2 separate regions of the Homo sapiens genome follow, and region 2 is linked to region 1. Evidence: chromatin contacts called from ENCODE Hi-C or POLR2A ChIA-PET data. All regions are on one chromosome and are shown on one strand. The core of a region is the stretch at or near the end of the contact, and the rest is flanking DNA. Distances in the headings are between cores, read along the strand shown.

Region 1 (3,576 bases), core at 248-2,747:
TGTAATCCCAGCACTTTGGGAGGCCGAGGCAGGAGGATCACGAGGTCAGGAAATCGAGACCATCCTGGCTAACACGGTGAAACCCCGTCTCTACTAAAAATACAAAAAAAAAAAAAATTAGCCGGCGTGGTGGCGGGCGCCTGTAGTCCCAGCTACTTTGGAGGCTGAGGCAGGAGAATGGTGTGAACCTGGGAGGCGGAGCTTGCAGTGAGCAGAGATTGCGCCACTGCACTCCAGCCTGGGCGACAGACCGAGACTCCGTCTCAGAAAAAAAAAAAAAAAAAAAAAAAAGAGTTGTGATTCAGTAAGTCTGGGGTGGGGCCTAAGATGTTGCATTACTGATAAGCTTTCAGGTGATGCCGGTGCTGCTGGTCTAAAATTTTGCTCCAACCTAGAGCATATGGAGAGATGCCTAGATTCCTGCAGTAAGCAGGATTTCAATATGCTGGCAAAGACCATCTCTCAAGGAAGTTAACGTTGTGTTTTTGGTTTGGGGTTTTGTTTGTTTTGTTTTGTTTTGTTCTGTTTTTAGTGTTTAAGACACAAATCAAGAGCTTCCAGTTCGGGGTGCCTAACAGGCAACAGGAGATGTAGAATTGGACTTGAGACAAGAGAGTAGGGCTGTGGATGGTTTGGGGAACCATCAACAAAATGTGTAGATAATTCCATAGATAGACTCATAGACAAATAGATGAAATATATGGAAGAGACCTCAGACTTCTCAGTCCAGGGCACATTCTCATGTTGGTTCATGCAAAACTCCATTTTTGATTTTTAAAAAGAAATTCTTTAACTTATTTATTCATTCATTCCCTTTTATCTCCATCCTCCCCACTACAAGCCATTTTCTAATGTGTTTGATGTGTATCCTTCTATTTCGTTAATTTTTCTTATATATAATATTTCATGTGCACTTTTTAATTTTTTATTCAGGTATAACATGGATACAGTAAAGCAAAATAACCTTAAGTATGCAGCTTGTTGAATTTACATGTATGTATACACCTATGTAAATAGCACTCAAACCATGAGCTAGAATATTTTCTGCAGCTCTGTGTTTTTTTGTTTTTGTTTTCTTGAGGAGGAGTTTTGCTTTTGTTGCTCAGGCTGGAGTGCAATGGTGCGATCTTGGCTCACTGCAACCTCCGCTTCCCAAGTTCAAGCAATTCTCCTGCCTCAGCCTCCCGAGTAGCTGGGACTACAGGCACCTGCCACCACGTCTAGGTAATTTTTGTATTTTTTTTTTTCTAGTAGAGATGGGGTTTCATCATGTTGGCCTGGCTGGTCTTGAGATGGAGTTTGGCTCTGTTGCCCAGGCTGAAGTGCAGTGGTGCAATCTAGGCTCACTGCAACCTCTCTGCCTCCTGGGTCCAAGTGATTCTCCTGCCTCAGCCTCCCGAGTAGCTGGCATTACAGGCATGTGTCATCACACCCAGCTAATTTTTCTATTTTTAGTAGAGATGAGGTTTCACCATGTTGGCCAAGCTGTTCTCAAACTCTTGACCTCAAGCAATCCGCCCACCTTGCCCTCCCAAAGTGCTAGGATTACAGGCGTGAGCCACCACACCCACACCCGACCCGCTGTGCATGTTTTAAATTTACGTAAGTGACATTGTGCAAAAGAGAGCATTATGTTTCTTACCTCATCCCACGAAACAATGTTTTCGAGGTTGATGTGTGCTGCTGTGTTTACATGCTATTCATTCCAGTTGCTTCCGATTGCTTCATGGTGTCCCTATTATACATCTGCCACATTTCATTTGACATTCCTCAGTGAAGGATGTTCAAATTGCTTCCAACTCTCTTTTCCACAAATAACACTGGAATGAACATCCTCATTCATGTTCTTTTATAGACCCATAGGAGATTTTTTTTTCTGTGATTTATAAGTAGGAAAGTGAGTACTGAGTCATAGAGTGTACACATACTTATTTTAACTAAGAATTGCCAGATTGCCTTCCAGAAAGGCTCTACCCATCTGCACTCACAAATACTTTATTCTGTAGTCAAATTTATGTTTCCTTTTAATTTGCACTGTGTTAAGCTGGACTCAAGGCAACTAGGTTTTATTAGGGTTACATTTAGATTGTGCCTATGAATGGCAATTCATTCAACCTCTTAAAAACTCTTTACTGAGCACCCACGATACACTAGGTACTCTTCTGGGTGCTGGAAATATAGCTGTGAAGAAGATAAAATCTCAACCCACATAGAATTTATTTTCCAGTAATTAAAACCATCCAGTGAATAAGATCACTTAGGAAGAGAGAATAGAGTGAGTAGGAAACAAAACCAAGGATGGAATTCCAAAAAAAAAAAAGATTAAAGGGTTGAGAAACAATGGACATGGTGGCTCTTGCCTGTAATCCCAACACGTTGGGAGGCCGAGACAGGAGGATCACTTGAGCACAGGAGTTCAAGACCAGCCTGGGCAACACAGTGAGACTTTGACAAAAAATGCAAAAAAGGCCAGGCATGGTGGCTCATGCCTGTAATCCCAGCACTTTGGGAGGCCGAGGCAGGCAGATCACCTGAAGTCAGGAGTCCGAGACCAGCCTGGCCAACATGATGAAACCCCGTCTCTACTAAAAATACAAAAAATTAGCTGGGTGTGGTGGCAGGCATCTGTAATCCCAGCTACTTGGGAGGCTGAGGCAGGACAATCGCTTGAACCCAGAAGGTGGAGGTTGCACTAAGCCAAGATTGCACTACTGCACTCCAGCCTGGGTAACAAAAGCAAAACTCCATCCAAAAAAAAAAAAAAAATTAGCAAGGCATGGTGGCATGTACCTTGTGGTCCTAGCTACTCAGGAGACTGAGGTGGGAGGATGGATTGAGCCCAGGAGGTAGAGGCTGCAGTGAGCCATGATCGTGCCCCTGCACTCCAGGCTGAGTGACAGAGTGGGACCCTGTCAAAAAAGAAAGAAAGAAAAGAAAAGGAAAGAAAGGAAAAGAAGGAAGGGATAGAGAGAAAAGGAGCCCTGTAGGGAGTCAAAAATATTGTTCTGAGAAGTATCAAGAAAACCAAGAAAAAGTGATGACAGAGGAACCAAAAAAGAGAGTTTCAAGTAACGTACACTCTTCAAGAGGTAATATAACTAAGAAGCTGTTGGTCACCAAAGAGGCTGTGGCACAGCCATTGGTGGAGAATGGGAGAATAATGGAGTAGTACACAGCCTGTGGTCCTCAGCCATGTTCACTCTGCCATGGTAGCAATGTCCCTAGACCAAGCCCATGCCCTCCACTTTTCTGAAAGCAATGGGACCCTCTTCTTTTCCCTTGGTCTGCATTCTTTTCTGAGAAAGTCCATCTTCACTTAGTGAACTGACCTGGCTCTTTCATGCCTCTAGACCAGAATATATCTTCTGAATTTTGGTGTAAATACCACTTTGTTTAGCAAAACTTTTTGCTGATTATTCCAAAGAGTGGGACTCTGGTCCTAACCAAAAATTTGGCCAATCAGTGTGAACATTACACAATTCATCTTTAGAATTAAAGAAGTTGGCCAGACACGGTGGCTCACGCCTGTAATCCCAGCACTTTGGGAGGCCGAGGCGGGTGGATCACGAGGTCAGG
Region 2 (3,833 bases), core at 1,001-3,500, 47 kb after region 1:
TTTTTGAGAGAGTCTCACTCTGTCTCCCAGGCTGGAGTGCAATAAGGCTCACTGCAACCCCTGCCTCCCAGGTTCAAGTGATTCTCCTGCCTCAGCCTCCTGAGTAGCTGGGATTACAGGTACCCGCCACCATGCCTGGCTAACTTTTTTTTTTTGTATTTTTAGTAGAAATGGGGTTTCGCCATGTTTGCCAGGCTGGGCTCGAACTCCTGACCTCAAGTGATCTGCCCACCTCGATTGTTGTAATTGTAAATTCCCCACCACACACACTCACGTTTCATTTCTCCCTCCTCTGACATTAGTTCGCCTGACTTACGGAAGTCAGGGGACTTATCTCCTGACAAGGCTAGGTGATGACTTAGGAGAAGGAGGATCATGGGTCTCTGGCCTGAAGTAAGAGCTTCCCTCTGGGATAAGGCAGGAGTTGGAGGCTGCAGGTGCGAGGAAGGAAGCCAAGGTCAATGTCACATCTCACTATTCAGAGTGTGGTCTGGGGCCAGCAGCATCGGCATCATCTGGGGGTTTGTTAAAGATGCAGCATCTCAGGCCCAGCTCTAGAGCAACCGAATCAGAATATGCATTTGAAGAACATCCTAGCAAACAGATCTCCAGTCGCATTTGAAGAACATCCTAGCAAACAGATCTCATTGGTATTAGCTAATATCTACGATACTATCTGTATTATCTAACAGATAACCGACAAGCACTGCACATTGAGGTGTCTCTCTACCTATGTCATCTCTTTTAATCCTCAGAACAACCTGACACAGACAGTCTGACCCTCCTTTTTACAGAAAAGCAACCGTGGCTCAGAGAGGTTAACTTATTTGCCCAAGACCACACAGCTACCTTTCAGCAAAACATAGAGTTTAGCTGAATCTGGCTGATTCCAAAGTCACTGTCTTTTCCACCACATATCTGAAGTCCAGTGCTGAGTGGAGAAAAGAAAATTCTAGCAATAAGCCCTCACCACCCAGCAAGTCAGTGATGTCAGTCAGTATCCTGACTGAACAAATGCATGCAGACAGGCAGTTATCTGAATATTTGTCAGCAAGTTACAAGCCCAGTGGGTTGGGAACCCGGAGTGAGGATCCATTTCTGAAGGCCACAGGAGGACTGCCACGAACCAGGCTGCACCCCTGTCCTAGGGCATCTGTAACACTGAGCAGGGACCCCAGGAACAGGCAGACCTGACCAGCCCCACACTGGGAGAAACGCTCCAGACCAGCAGCCAGTTCTGAACCCGATGTAGCGGACAAGTCCGGGGCTGCATGCCAGATGGCAGAGCAACAAATTGCAGTTTCTTTTTTTTTTTTCAGAGGGAGACAGGGTCTTACTATGTTGCCCAGCCTGGTCTTGAATTCCTGGGCTCAAGCAATCATCCCGCCTCAACCTCTCAATGTACTGGGTTTACAGGTGTCAACCACCACACCTGGCCTAAGTTAAAGTTTCTTAAATCCTTCCCACCTAAAATCAAACCTGGGCTTGGGGGAAAGAAGCAGCTGTAAGAAGACCATCCTGAGGACAGGATACTGACTAAAGTCATTGCCTTGCTGGGTAGTGAGGGGTTTGCAATGTCATGAGCAGCTTTTGCTATGTGGTGAGCAACTGTCCCGGCATCTGCCGTCACGGGCTGGGAAGACCAGGTAAGAGTTGACATGCCCTGCTAGAGATGAACCCAAGGTGCTGTGGGCGGCCCCACCCAATATATTCTCCATGGAACCCAAGAGCCTTGTCAAGTTACTGCAAATGCACAGTCTTAGTTTCAAATCAAGGCCCTCCATCCATAACTGCTTGTTTCAAGGGAAGGTCGCTGCCAAACTATTTCTTCATTTCTAATAGGCACCTAGAAAGCAACAGAGGGATGGTAGAAAGCCACATGACAGCCATTTGGCAAAGCTTTTCAGAATTGCTTTTCTATTTTTCTGTTTTGTAGGCTCTGGGGTTCCATTGAGACTTCTACAGTCAAGCAAGGATCCCATTTCTTAACATTTTGCAAGCCTTTTTTACAAATGCCAAAAAACATGCCTAGGGCAGAGCCATGGACTTTCTGAGCTCTGTTTACTAAACCACAGATTGTGACAGCCCCAGAGCTGGTTGTTCCCATCCAATCTGTCCTTCACATTGTTACCAAATCTGGCTTCTTAAATCAGGCCTGTCACCCTGTTGTTCCCTTGCTGAAGGACTTCTATCACTGGTGGGAGCAAGTCCAACCTCGGATTTGCATTGGCACCCCTTCATCAGCAGGCCTGCTTCACCCCTGAAGCTTGGTACGTACTGTCCATCCCCCAGGGCAGGGAGTAGCCAAGCCCAGTTCCTTCGTGCCACTGGGCCTTCCTACCGCAGTTGTTTCTACCAACTGTGCTCCCTTAGGCAGCATGGTGGTGAAACCAAGCCAAGGCCAGAGTCATATGGCAACAGCCCCACAAACTATGTGTCCTCTGCCCAGCTGCAGGTGTCGCACAGAGGTTAGGTGAAGTGGCGTGCTGATAAAAGTTTAATAAGTGGCTCTCCAGGAGAGAAAATGTGTGCATATGTAGATGTAAACACATAGGTTTATTATAAACTTTACTGCTATATGATACACACAATCTGGTAAATTCCATATAGCCAATTGTTTCTTATGTATGCTTTCATTGATTTTTATTTTACTTATTTTTATTTTTAAATATAATAACCAGAGACAGGGTCTCACTATGTTGCCCAGGCTGGTCTCGAACTCCTGCCCCATCCTCCTGCCTCAGCCTCTCAGAGTGCTGTGATTACAGGCATGAGTCACCACACCCAGCAACTTCCATTGATTTTTGACAAACTCTCTTCTCTGTAGCCAACCAGTGTGGCAACTGATGAACAAGTATAGTTCTGGGATGGCTGTTGGTTGCTATTTTCATTTATGTAAACAACAGGAAAGTGAAACAACTAAGATCTGTGTCAGAATTCCACTCATTCGTCAATGATAGGAACAACTCCTTTACAGAATCAGATACAGTTGTCAAAGACTGGAGGAAGATTTTCTCAAATTTTTTTGTGTCATTCACAAAGTAATGGCTATTGATAGGCAGACTTTAAAGTTTTATCTGTATGTTTAATATTATCTCCCTCACTTCCTTAAGTCTAGACCAAGGGTTCCATAAAATTTGACTCTTACGAGCCAGATAGTAAATATTAACTTTGTGAGCTATTCGGTCTCTGTCACAACTACTCAACGGGGCCATTGTAGTGCCAAATCAGCCGTCGACAACAGGAACACAAAAGAGCGTCCCTGCTATGTCCCAATAAAACTTTTTATGAAAGCAAGTGGGGGCCCAGATTTGGCCCACAGGCTGTAGTTCCCAACCCCTTGTCTAGACAACCAATGAGACAATAAATCCAGCCTGATTTGTAGCGTTTGTTTACAAATCAGTTGCTGTGGCTATTTCAAGCTAACAATGCAAAGTCACTGCACGAGGAGTATGGGGAGGTGGTGTTCACCAGCTTGTAGAAATCTAATGTCATATTTCTACTGGTGTGAGTTTCCTAGGGCTGCCATCACAAGGTGCCACAAACCAAGTGCCTCAAACAACAGAAATTCATTGTTCCACGGTTCAGGAGACTGCAAGTCCAAGTTGAAGGTGTGGGCAAGGGGGGCTCCTTCTGTGAGCCCCGAGGGAAAATCTGTTCCCTGTGTCTCTCCCAGCTCCTGATGGTTTGCTGCCGTGTTGGGCGATTCTTGGCTTCTGCTGCATCGCCCCAATCTCTGCCTTCATCTTCACGTGACATCCTCCCTGCGTGCATATTTCTCTGTGCCCAAACTTCCTCTTTTTATAAGGACACCAGTAATATTGGACTAGGGC

What was found. A loop is a pair of places that touch in the nucleus more often than their neighbours do. ChIA-PET counts read pairs that join two places held with the same protein, here RNA polymerase II (POLR2A).
Region 2: a map of PC-3 shows a loop between it and region 1 (8-fold over the local background). The contact joins two enhancer-like sites. A Hi-C loop is called at or near these places in 5 of 168 maps with a recorded cell type or tissue (PC-3, breast epithelium, gastrocnemius medialis and 2 more) and 1 of 37 single-sample maps with no recorded cell type. POLR2A ChIA-PET finds 5 or more read pairs at or near these places in 7 of 52 experiments (A673, AG04450, H1 and 4 more).

The regions. Positions count from the first base shown.
Region 1 is chr6:14,840,439-14,844,014 of GRCh38, forward strand. No RefSeq gene overlaps it. Among named protein-coding and RNA genes, the nearest start is that of JARID2-DT, 400 kb to the right of the region's middle. Within about 2 kb of position 1,498, at least 2 of the 41 ENCODE cell types and tissues checked have a DNase peak (open chromatin) inside an H3K27ac peak, as active enhancers do.
Region 2 is chr6:14,886,566-14,890,398 of GRCh38, forward strand. The region is part of intron 2 of LOC105374945 (a long non-coding RNA gene); the gene reads right to left. Among named protein-coding and RNA genes, the nearest start is that of JARID2-DT, 360 kb to the right of the region's middle. Within about 2 kb of position 2,251, at least 9 of the 41 ENCODE cell types and tissues checked have a DNase peak (open chromatin) inside an H3K27ac peak, as active enhancers do.